Linked DNA regions of Homo sapiens: region 2 is linked to region 1. The links are chromatin contacts, found by Hi-C or POLR2A ChIA-PET in ENCODE. All regions are on one chromosome and are shown on one strand. The core of a region is the stretch at or near the end of the contact, and the rest is flanking DNA. Distances in the headings are between cores, read along the strand shown.

What was found. Hi-C counts contacts between places; a loop is a spot of excess contacts on that map. ChIA-PET counts read pairs that join two places held with the same protein, here RNA polymerase II (POLR2A). Pooled maps may share reads with other maps.
Region 2: a map of naive thymus-derived CD4-positive, alpha-beta T cell shows a loop between it and region 1 (3-fold over the local background). The contact joins the promoter of ZBED2 here to the promoter of BTLA in region 1. A Hi-C loop is called at or near these places in 1 of 168 maps with a recorded cell type or tissue (naive thymus-derived CD4-positive, alpha-beta T cell) and 7 of 50 pooled maps. POLR2A ChIA-PET finds 5 or more read pairs at or near these places in 2 of 52 experiments (both activated naive CD4-positive, alpha-beta T cell).

Annotation. Positions count from the first base shown.
Region 1 is chr3:112,497,221-112,503,563 of GRCh38, reverse strand. BTLA (B and T lymphocyte associated) reads left to right here and starts at 4,092. Exons shown (of 5, transcript NM_181780.4): 1 at 4,092-4,293. The coding sequence starts at 4,206. RefSeq lists enhancers at 4,371-4,500, 4,591-4,640, 5,509-5,628.
Region 2 is chr3:111,593,858-111,600,457 of GRCh38, reverse strand. ZBED2 (zinc finger BED-type containing 2) reads left to right here and starts at 5,112. Exons shown (of 2, transcript NM_024508.5): 1 at 5,112-5,158; 2 at 5,392-6,600. The coding sequence starts at 6,257. CD96 (CD96 molecule) reads right to left here. Exons shown (of 14, transcript NM_005816.5): 6 at 2,248-2,338.

The DNA of each region.
Region 1 (6,343 bases), core at 2,843-5,342:
CAGGCAGCTCTCCGAAGCCTTTTTTAGAGATGGGGTCTTACTCCATTGCCCAGGCTGGAGTGCAGTGGTACCATTGTAACTCATTGCAGCCTTGAACTCCTGGGCTCAAATGATCCTCCTGCCTTAGCGTCCCAAGTAGATGGAACTACAAGCACATACCACCATATCCAGCTAAGTTTTGAAGTTTCTTGTAGATACAGGGTTTTACTATGTTGCCCAGGTTAGTTTTGAACTTCTGGCCTCAAGCGATCTTCCTGACTTGGCCTCACAAAGTTTGGGATTACAGACGTGAGCCACAGCACCCAGCCTGAAGGCTCTTTCATATGGACATTAACTCCCTTCATGAGGGCAGAGCCCTCATGACCTAATCACATTCCAAAAGCCCCTATCTCTTAATGCCATCATTTTAGGGGTTAAGTTCTAACATAGGAATTTCAAGGAGACACCCACACTCAAACCATAGCAGTTTTTATCAAAATGGGCTAAATATTATTCAATTGGAATTGATTACTGTTATATAAGAATTTGAACTATGAATACTCTATTCTTTCTTCATGTGGGGAGACCAATTGTCCTAAAAGTGAGGCTTCCTCACTTTATTATGTTTTATTATTACAAATAATACTTCACTCAACAATCAAACATTTCTTATGAAAATTTTTTAAACACTATCATGGAAATGTTGGGTGCATATTACTTGATTTTTAGTTCATAAGACATGGAACTATGAGATGCTACATATAGACCTAAGGCCCCTTTGCGAATGTTTTTTAATTTGGACCATCTTTAAGCTACACCATTCCTCTCCTAATCGAAGCTTTATTACGGCATTTACTTTAGAGTCTTGATCTCTATGCAACAATGACTCCCATTAGCAAGTATTTTCAACTTGCTCCATTTTCAACTTGTTCCACCATCATTAAATTTTGGCTTATTAATACAGGGCTTCTTGGTTCCAGAATGATTATAGTTGCAATTTACTGATTACCCTGCATATATCACCTCAGTTAACCAACAAAACAGATAGGTATTGTTACTATGTTTTAAAGAACTGGAAAATGAAATGTGGAGCAGATTTGGTTCTCTGGAAGCAAACATAGATAGATTAGGGATCAACAACTGTGAAAGGAAGGGATCAGAGGAAGAAACTGTGATGTAGGCCTAATATACCCTTGGCAACTCAGTTGGGAGCTCTGAATCAAGTATTGCCCATCAGCTTCCCATGTCAGCTCAAAATGGCCAGAAATCTGTACACTTTCCTTGCTCCATCATTGGATGCAAGCTGTCATGGGAAAGCATGACCTTGGTCAAGATGTGTCTCAACTGAGCAGACCTGGGAGAAGTTTACAGTTGGATGTACTCTGCCTATTGCATTCCCCCCATCTAAGAGCAAACACATCCTTGAAGGGGGATCTGAGAAGTGCATTTCTGTGTCTACTACAGACTCTAAGAACGTAGAAAATCTATGAAAGCTTCTATAGCTAATAACTGAAAAAGCTTTGATACCACATGTGTGATTCAAAAGCTTATATCCCCTGCCAACTCATAATTGGTTTCTAAATATTCCTTCAAACTAGTATATCAAAATCACCTTTGGAGCTTTCTGAAAATGGGGATATCTGGCCTTCATCTTGTGAGATTCTGATTCAATGGAAATGGATAGGATTAAAAAATTCCACCAATTTTATAAAAAGTGTCCAGGTTGATTATAGAACACAGTAATGTATAGAAACTATTGCTTACAATAACATTAGTGAAAAAATGATATCAAATAGAAAAATGTCAAAGATTTTAAATGCTGGACTACTTTTACAGTAAAGCTATGGAATGTTTTTGGGGAAAGTTAAAAAGATCAGTACCAAGATTCATCTCTTTGGGGTTGTCTAACATCAGGGGCAAGACTTTTCCAGGATCCTGTGTCATGTTTTGTGATTGCTGGTTCTCTGATCACCTGGGGGAAAAATATTGCAGAAAGTATAGCTGCTTCATCATTCATGAAAGCAACTGAGTCTGCAAGTGAACTGAAAAATTTGCCCTCCAAGTAGTTCCTGAGATGTTTGTAAAGAGAGTTTGAAGATACTAAATTCTATTTCCTTTTTGTCTTTCAACATAAAACTGATTAGACGTTCATGTTTTTAAAATTGTTTCAATATGTAATGCCATCGCTTTCAAGAATGTAGTAAACTCTTTAAATTTGCAAATATAAATGAAAATTGTAATTTTTGGATCAAACAATATACATAATTATGATGGGATTACAAAAGTTATAAGCTTAAGGCAAGATTGACTTGTTACTGAGCTAATTAATTTCTGAGTCTGGCTTCTTTCCTTTTTTTTTTTTTTTTTTTAACTAGAACGAAGACAGGAGTGAGATTCAGAGGCAGGGTTTTATCTACAGTGGGACACTCAGGACTCTACCTGTGGAGGGATAAAGTGCTAGGCATGCTAATAAAAGCAAGAAATATATAAATCTTTTAAAAATACATTAGATGCTACATAAGATTTTTTCCGAATTTTGTCTAATTAGCATGGACTTTTTATATGAAAAATATTTAAAATAGTGACATAACAGTTTTAAGCTGAGATAAAGTTAATATGATCTCTCTCTGGTTTGGGCTTATGTAACCCATAAGCCATAAGGTTATGGCTTTTGACCTGTGGGCCATTTTAAAGGGACAATGAGCCTTGCTTCAGCTGCCTCAAGAAGCTTTTACTCACTGTGAACACAGGAAAAGGAAGGAGCTGTGAAAATACTGCCTTAATATTTCCCAGGATGTTTATTTGATTAGTAACAGAAATTCTAAAAGGCTATGTGTACCCTCTCTGTATTATACTATATTATAAGACCAACACTAAAGGTGGATGTGAGGAAGTCGTAATACTGATTGAACGAGTTCTTTAAAATCAGCAATAGCAACTCATTCATCATTCATCTCCAACCATAGCACATTGTCTATTTGACTCAATAAATACATGATAACTGTTTTTTAATTTTAATTTACCCTTGGCAACTCAACTGGGAGCTCTGAATTAAGTATTGCCCATCAGTTTCCCATGTCAGGTCAAAATGTCCAGCAATCTATACACTTTCCTTGCTCTTAAAACTTTCCTTGAACTTAAAACTATTGAAGTTTGGCCTTGGAATAAAATCATCAGTCTCTGAGGAAAAAACTTATATAATCGACTTCTGTCAATGATCACTAATGCCACAAATCTAGATCTCTCATTTGGAGTCTCAAATGGCAGATGAATTTGATTAGCTCCTATGACTATAAGCTAAGCTAATTATTACAAGTGGATGTGGAGAAAACAGTCCTATGGTGGCCTGTGCTATCTGATCTTGAACTTTTCCATTTCTTCCTTTACTGTTTCTATTCTACTTCATCGAGACAACAACTGCATGAAGAATGTTTAAAATGGAAATTTCCTTTAATTGATATTCAAGATCTCCTTTAGATTAGAACTTTATTATCTAGAGAGAACATGTAGCCAATATTAATGATGATCTTGTTCCATTGATATGTATCCACAGATTAAAGACGGCTGCTCTTCCTTCTTCTGTTGAGGAAGTGCTTCCTGTCACTCATTTTCTCCATAACCTGAGATAAATCTTCACTGGTTTAATGACAATAAGCATCCTCATCTTACCGTGACATGTACAGGAAAAAAAAGAAACCTAAAATCTTTTACATAAAAGAAGTTTCATAATCACAAGCTATCACAAAGGGGAAAATGTATACTTACCATTGATAGTTTTACCATAAATTTCCTGACCTTAATTTGATTAAAATCTCAACTTAAAGACTGCAACAATACAGATTTCTTTAAAGTTTAATTGCTCATTTCACTGAACATTGAGTGCAGGAAAAACCTCAACCTGGGGCAAAAACGTGGTAGAGCGGAAGGAGAAGTTAAGGACTGAGCTGCTTTGCAGATCACAGTGTTTGAAAGTGAACAGCCAACCTGACAAGAAGCAAAAACCACAGAACAGAGTACCACATCGTCTTTCTGTTCACTTTTTTTCACAAAATCATCCAGGCTCTTCCTACTCTCCTCTCTTACCACCTCTCTCTTCTTTTTTTTTTTTTTTTAGTTATTTCACAGATGCCACTGGGGTAGGTAAACTGACCCAACTCTGCAGCACTCAGAAGACGAAGCAAAGCCTTCTACTTGAGCAGTTTTTCCATCACTGATATGTGCAGGAAATGAAGACATTGCCTGCCATGCTTGGAACTGGGAAATTATTTTGGGTCTTCTTCTTAATCCCATATCTGGACATCTGGAACATCCATGGTAAGGCACCTGCTTAGGTTATTTCTGGTTTTATTTCTCAGGGGGTCTTGGAGGCAACATTCTCCCTTGCTGAACTTAGTACGGTGTAACGTTTATACGAAGTGGGTAATCGTAGATGAAACCAAGCTGTTACATTTGCTTACCGAAGACATCGTAGAGCATAAACCAAATTAGAACATAGTATTCACCTGCCTAATCATAGGCATCGCATCAATAGCTTGGCTGACTTTCTTAAAAACATGTTGATGGTAGGAAAAGAGAACTGAGTAGATGTTATAAATAGTTAAGTACAAATCTATCACTACTTCTTGCAAAAATGCTCTGGCTGCCATACTGATAATGAATAGATAGCTCGTTCTTTCCAAACTGAGTGCAGTAGAGTGCTGCAGTGCTCAGTTGGGTAGGACAGTTGTTGGATAATCGGAATTATACATATCTCCATGGTTACCCTCAAATAATATTACCTCTAAATAAAATCTCTATACTTGCTTCATTGGGATGTATGCCTTGAGAATACCGATTGAGAAAATGCTACAAAATATAGGAGCAGAACTTTTCGTCATTGCTTCTATTTTGTTGAAAGGGAATGGTTCCTACTTGGTTGTCAATTGAACACAGAAAATAAGTTGGATTCTGCAAAGATGATATTTAGCCACCCCTGCAAAGACTTTATACAGGCAAAAAAAAAAAAAAAAAAAAAAAGGCAATTTCTTTTTTATTGTAAAGTCGCTTCCTACCTTATATTGCATAGGAACCCACATATTATCAAGAGGAAAAGCCTATGAGTGGCTCATCAGAAGCTTCTGATTTTTCAGGTTTTATTTTTTTATTTTTTTGAGACAAGAGTTTTGCTCTCGTCACCCAGGCTGGAGTGCAATGGCGTGATCCCGCCTCACTGCATCCTCTGCCTCCCGGGTTCAATCGATTCTTCTTCCTCCCGGGTTCAATTTATTCTCCTGCCTCAGCGTCCCTAGTAGCTGGGATTACAGGCACCTTCCACCACGCACAGCTAATTTTTGTATTTTTAGTAGAGATGTTGGATAACCCCAATTATCCAACATCTGTCCTACCCAACTGAGCACTGCAACACTCTACTGCACTCAGTTTGGGAAGAACGAGCTATCTATTCATCATCAGTGTGGCAGCCTGAGCATTTTCGCAAGAAGTAGTGATAGATTTGTACTTAACTATTTATAACATCTACTCAGTTCTCTTTTCTTGCCATCAACCTGTTTTTTAAGAAAGTCAGCCAAGCTATGGATGCAATGCATGTTGGGCAGGCTGGTCTGGAGCTCCTGACCTCAAGTGATCCACCTGCCTCAGCCTCCCAAAGTGCTAGGATTACAGGTATGAGCCACCATGCCCAGTGATTTTTCAGGTTTTAAATATTCTGTCTTATTATTCCCTACAAGCACACATTTATCAGTTTGGCTACTGCAATTTTAAATTAGAAAATCTGGCCACTGAGGTTCTATGGAAAGTCTATCTATAATTTTAAACTGTGTAGTTTGGAATATGTCTCTATGATGCCAGGATGCCACACAACCAAGTGCAAAGTAAAAAAGTCCTTAGTTACTCAAACATCTTTATGTTTGTAAGTATCTAGTATTAAGTCAACTAGGTGCTTAGATGGTTGACTGAATTTTCCACCTTCCATCAGATGCCTACAGTCACATAGCTACAACTGGAGTCAAATATTATTAAATAGATTTCTTCCCCATTTGAAGGATACATAAACTACTCTCTATGAAATTAAGAACAATGAGTTTCAGTGCTAAACCACATTGATGGTGGGGTAAGACCTTTATTTCTCCCAATGTGCAACCTAGCATTTGCAAAAGTGAACTTGGCTGTTAGAACTGGGTTAATTTACTGGCTCTGCCACTTACTGTATGGCATTGATTAAGTCTCTTCTCTTCTCTTTAGTTTCCTCATTTGTACAATACAGGTAATAATTGTACCTAAATTATGGGGCTGCTGTGAAGACTGTAGATGCAATAATATGGGTAAAGTGCCTCGCATAGTAAGTGCACGTATTTAAAGCTCAGTA
Region 2 (6,600 bases), core at 3,863-6,362, 900 kb after region 1:
TTGGGGCAGATTATCCCAGCTCATCAGCATTGTGTGTTGACAACTGTGAGACTGATAATTTATACCTAGTCTAGGTCGGATCTTGGGAGAGCTCTGCTGTGGAATCTGGTTATGTTGCAGGAATATACCTAAGTGACCAGTAAAATATAAAGCAATCTCAGTTGGGACTCCGTTTTGGACTACCCACTTCTGAGCTCTTCTGTGTATATATCAGTAGTCTCTGATCTGAGCGAGGAAGTGTGTCTGGCTGTGGCCCTTAGAGAGGAAGGACGAAGGAGCTCATATCTGACTTCTCTGGACTCCTGGCTGTAAGTGTAGGATAGGATATGCTGCATATTGTAATCTTTTTGCTATGTTGTCTCCTCTTCTTGAAATAAGCTGTAGATTTGTAAGCATTGCATTTTGGGTCCTGTGAGTCTTCTTTAGAAATCAAACTCTGTTTTAAACTGTTATGTTAGTACAACCTCCAAATAGCATACTTGGCAGCAGAAAATTAATGTAAAACCAACTATCACTATATGTCAGAATTTTCTGGATTCTTACAGCTTTTTCACATTACAGATTCTTAACACCAATTCTGATGTAATTACTTACCAAAGTAATAGCTAAATGCAGTTGTGTGCCAGTGCAATTCTGACCACAAAATCTAGCCTCTAGTTTGGTGAAATCTGGGTGCTTTGCCTATGCAGGGCTTATTTAACAGGAGAATAAATTTATAATAACTTTTTTTTTTTTTGAGATAGGGTTTCACTCTTGTTGCCCAGGCTGGAGTGCAATGGCGCAATCTTGGTTCACTGCAACCTTTGCTTCCCAGGTTCAAGCGATTCTCCTGCCTCAGCCTCCCAAGTAGCTGGTATTACACATGCCCACCATCACACCCAGCTATTTTTTTGTATTTTTAGTAGAGACGGGGTTTTACCATGTTAGTTAGGCTGGTCTCGAACTCCTAACCTCAGGTAATCCACACCCTTCGGCCTCCCAAAGTGCTGAGATTACAAGTGTGTGCCACTGCGCCTGGCCTATAATAACTTTTAACCTATATTTTTAGAATTGCATTCTGTCATTGTTGTGGGTGAATTTTTTTTAAAAATAAACTAATAAAACCAATAATAATCTCAAAATGCATCAAGTGATCAATACACTCATTAACATAAGCTTTCAATTTTATCATTTAAAAATAATTCAGAAAGGGCTGGGCGCGGTGGCTCAAGCCTGTAATCCCAGTACTTTGGGAGGCTGAGGCGGGCGGATCACGAGGTCAGGAGATCGAGACCATCCTGGCTAACACGGTGAAACCCCGACTCATCTAAAAATACAAAAAATTAGCCGGGCGTAGTGGCGGGCGCCTGTAGTCCCAGCTACTCGGGAGGCTGAGGCAGGAGAATGGCGTGAACCCGGGAGGCGGAGCTTGCAATGAGCCGAGATCGCCCCACTGCACTCCAGCTTGGGCAACAGAGCCAGACTCCGTCTCAAAATAAAATAAAATAAAATAAAATAAAAATAATTCAGAAAGAGTTGTGTGACTCAGTTATTATTGAAGACAGATTGAACTTGGAGGAAAAACGACTCAGGAGAAAGGAGAATAGCTGTTGTTCAGGCAGGGACAGCTGAGATTATTCTGGTAGAGGCTGTCATGGTTACTATCTATAAAATCATGGCTTTGTGAATTTTCACCTGAGCTTGTCTTGATGTGTGTTCCTCCTCCAGGAACTTTTAATCCTCCTGGGGAACATGTACCTTGTCAAGGAGCCAACTCTTTTACATAGGCTTTCTCTAGTGCTCCACCAACACCTGCCTCAGATTCTCACATAAAAAGGTAGAAATTATTTATTGGCTGATTTAAAGCAGCGGTGCTAAGTTAATTGAACATATTGTATTGAAATAAGAAAGACATGGAAAAACAGGTAGCTATGTTATAAAGGCAGAAAAAGTTTTAATAAATATATGTAGACTTAAACTTTTTGTCCTCATTTAAGATATTCCTTTTACTGCTAGTTAAATAAAATATTTGGATGTTGTTTGTCTAAATCAATTGTATTTCTTTTATTCTGGAAAATGTTACACTCCACCCCCTTGGAAGAAACAGATGAAGCATCAGAAAATGACATTTGGTAGGCAGAATGATGTTTTTCTTGGAATGAGAATCATTCTTAAATGCCAAGATCAACTTGGGCAATGACAATTTCTAATGTTCTTTGTTTTCTTTCTTTTTGTACCGAACTTATTTCCATTGATTAGTTTCCTTACCTTCTTTTTCATCATGAAGAAAACTTCCATCTATAAACCATGTGATATTTGCTTTGGGAAATACATTCTTTAGTAAGCAGGTAAATCTTCTCTGGGGTAAAGACAGAAAAAGGATTATTTGCAAATTCCTAAGAAACTGGTACTCCTTACAACTTACTAACATTCATATAAGTTGGCAAAAAAGAGTTTCTCCATTTTTAACTGAATAAATAGAAGGCAATGTCTACTTTTAATATAGGTTGTGTTAGAACGTGCACTATAAATGGGCTATCTCCTATAGAGATGTTATAAACTTCTGGCTATACTCCTAGGTCAACTTAAGGATCTAGGACTATACTAATGTTCCAAGTCTGGATTCTGGGTTCTGTAAAGGAGAAATCTTAACTCTGTGTAGGCAGAATAAAATAATACTAAATGGAAACCAAAGAATAGAAGGAAGAAGCTATAGCAAACAGAGGCCAGAGAAGAATAGTCTGTTAGATTAAAAGCTCAAGGGGATCTACAAGCTGTTTCTGTGCTCCAAATAATGTACGACACTATTTGTAACAATCACAGAAAACGATTTATATAAATATCCTACTTTTTACTTGTGAAGCATTTTCCTAATTTTTAAAAACAATTCATTGGCTTAATCTTAAGGATAGGTAGAGCATGCCTTATTTTTGCCATTTGACCAATGGAAAAATCAAGGCACCCAGTGGTTCGAGGAAGTGGAAAATAGTTAATGGCACAATTAGAAACCATGTCTCCTTAATCTCAGTCCAACATATTTTTTAATAAAAATTGTATTGAAATAAAAAAATGAAAGAAGTAACTATATTATGAAAGCAGAGAACTTAGATGCAGGGCTAGTTATGTTTTATTTTCAATGCTATGTTTGTTCTTTGGGGGATGATACTTTCTTTTACAGTCTGGTGAAAATATCCAGTGAGAATTATTGGATTCCCATTGTTTTATCTGAGACTCTTCAAAATTATAATTCCTTTTATAATTACTTGTTTTCTCATCAAGAGATGTATATATTTTACATATGACCAGCCCTAGTTCTTAGTTCTCAGATATTTTCCACAATTAATGAATATACTAGTTAACATGTAAAGAACAATTAAATGTATGTGATGATTTGTGTGCCAATCCTCAGACTAGTTACTCCCAAGAAGTCTGGGCCTATAGAGCTGAGAAACCAAATTCGAGAATGCTAACTAACATTTTCCTGGTGAAATCCTACAGAAGTTTACTATTTCTCAGTACATTGCTACAGAAATCCCAATGAAACAAGAGAATTTCAGAGGGGGTTGTCTAGCATATCCAAGATGCTGGGTGGCAAACACCGTAGCTCCCAGTATTCCCATCCGTTCAACACTTGCCTTTCCAGATAATGGGGATACATATATGGGCCAGGGATGCTAGTCTCTCCACTAAAAAATTAAAAGCAAAACCAGATCCTCTAAAATACATTCTTATTAAGTAAAGGAGAGTGTTCAGTTTAATTCAATAGATGCCAAAGATTGATTTTTATCTCCAGTTGGTCCAGGAAGAGACAAAAAGGTAAAGGAGGTAAAATGTTTTTTTAAAAAAAGAAAAAGATACAAAGTTTTGCATTAATCCAGTGACATTAACCATTCTTATGATTCATTTCCTTTCTCTTTAGTTAACCCACCAAAGATGACGATATGGTAATATCAGGAGTAAGTGGGGGTGTTATTATTTTACGAAGGCAACTGGCTCACTGAAGAACTCTGGTTAACGTCTAAAAATTTTGAAAAGATTTGACTTTCATGAATTCTCTAGGTTCAGATTTTCTGAAATGATCCAAATTTCAAACATTCTAGACTCTCTCTAGACTTTGCGTTCCAAGATTTGGTTTAGAAATGTGGTTCATGTTCTAAAACTCCTCCCAGTCTCATTCCTATTTTGAATCTTTTTCCCCCATCTTTTTTTTCTATTTTAATTTAACTGTCAACCTCTACATATTTTCTGCTATGCCATTTCTTTTTCTTTTCTTTCTTTTTTTATTTTTATTTATTCATTTTATTTATTTATTTTTTTGAGACAGAGTCTCCCTCTGTCGCCCAGGCTGGAGTGCAGTGGCATGATCTTGGCTTACTGCAACCTCCACCTCCCGGGTTCAAGCAATTCTCTTGCTTCAGCCTCCCAAGTAGCTGGGATTACAGGCGTGCACCACCACACCTGGCTAATTTTTGCATTTTTAGTAGAGACAGGGTTTCACAATGTTGGCCAAGCTGGCCACGATCTCCTGACCTCAAGTGATCCACCTGCCTCGGCCTCCCAAAGTGCTGGGACTACAGGCAAGATCCATGGCTCCTGGCCTGCAATGCCATTTCTATCTTTCCTTTTATAACACAAAGTTTTTTCTTCTTCTATTGATACCTTCTTTAGAGTCTTCCTATCTCCTCTTGGTAGGTTTTCCTTCTCAATCTAAATATGTATACACACACATATATATATTATGCATATTATATATAATGTATGTATATATATAATATATATGTGTGTATACATTTAATATTTCAGCCTTTCCCACTCTTCCTCCTTCAAATCGCTTGCTTTACTTGAGAGGTTAGGTAATCTAGTCATCAAAAAAGAGAACTAAGACTTGTAGGTGCTTGACTTACTGTTTTGCTGCATGACATATGCCAGGAACATCCTTTTCTTGGTGGTGGAGGGGGTGGAGAAAAGGTTTGCATCTGTGTCTAAGTGTTGCAGAAAAACCCAACAGGCACAGACACACCTACCTGGAAACAATGCTTCCCTAGAAGTGGGAGGAAACCAGAACTGGAGGTGCCCTCCTTCTGGGGGTAGGAGTCAGCTAATAGACATCCAAGGTGTGCAGGAGTGCTTTCACTCTGCGCAGGAAAGATCAGAGAGAAGTCCAGAGCCTTGCCTGCTTGTAAGTACCCACTTGTGGCTGGGGGGAATTTCCTAACTGTTCACGGTTGCAGAGCTTGATTAAATAAAGCTCTCATTAGTTTAAGAAATGACCCAAGAAAGGAGAGAGAAGTCGGGCTGTTTTTAAATGTAATATGATTTTCCATTTACTTATTTATCTTTAAAATGAGGTAAAGAGCAAAACATCTGGAGTAAGTTGCCTCAGGAAGGTCTTATTGGCTGTTGGCTTTGCAGGTGATCCTGGTGGAGAAGGTGGAGTATGGTGAGCTGCTTGCTAAGGACAGCCAGGCAACGCTGTGTTTGTGAAGATGTGCTCCACCTTCTCCTCTGTGCATCCCAGCTCCTCCTGCTGAAACAGCTGAGCTTGCTTTTTGGATTTCTTAGACTCCTGGCCTCTGAGAGACACCTCTAAGGACAAACTGACCTTGCATTGGGAACTTTATTATCCAGATCCTCATAGGCTTTGTCTACTCTGGATTGCTTGTTGCAACAGTTCTTAGGAAGCAAGATTGTCTCCTGCACCAGCATCTGCCTGTGTTTGCTTTTACCTACTTTGAGCAAGACCCAGTGAGGCCCTAGCTCTGTTGGTCCTGAAAAGCCTGAACCCTGAGGCTGTTTCTCCTGCCTCCAAAATGCAATTATAGGAAATAAGAAGCACAGAAACAGTGGAAACAACCAGGAGGAGAAACAAGAAAACCTAAAATTTTCAATATTCAAAAATACCTGTCGTGGTGGTTGATGCAGAAAACACTGAGTTCATCAAAGAGCTTTGTAATTGTTGGACCAGAGAACCCCTTTGCTACAGGAACTGATATGTTTTGTCTTTCTGGCCTAGTCAAGGGAGGATAAGTAAGTATCTGGGGCATGGAAGGAATGCACTCTTGGGCTGTTTTGCTTGTATCTGACTCACCCCTGACTCTCCAGTGAAGCAGAAAGGAAGAAACCTCACACCACCCAGGTGTGGCCAGACTTTGGCCATTATTGTGAATCCCCAAGAGTTACCACAGGCCCTTCCCAAATATATATTTAATCTTGTGGTTCAAATAAGCTTTTGGCTCACATCTAAGCACATCATAAAGAACGCTGTAGAAGAGGTGACATGATGAGGCGGGAAGACGAGGAAGAGGAGGGAACAATGATGAAGGCAAAAGGGGACTTAGAGATGAAGGAGGAGGAAGAGATTAGTGAGACAGGAGAACTGGTTGGCCCTTTTGTGAGTGCTATGCCCACTCCAATGCCCCACAACAAGGGCACCCGGTTCTCTGAGGCATGGGAATATTTCCACCTAGCTCCTGCTCGTGCTGGGCACCATCCCAACCAGTATGCCACCTGCCGCCTGTGTGGCAGGCAGGTGAGCCGTGGCCCTGGGGTCAACGTGGGCACCACTGCACTGTGGAAGCATCTGAAAAGCATGCACAGAGAGGAGCTGGAGAAGAGTGGCCA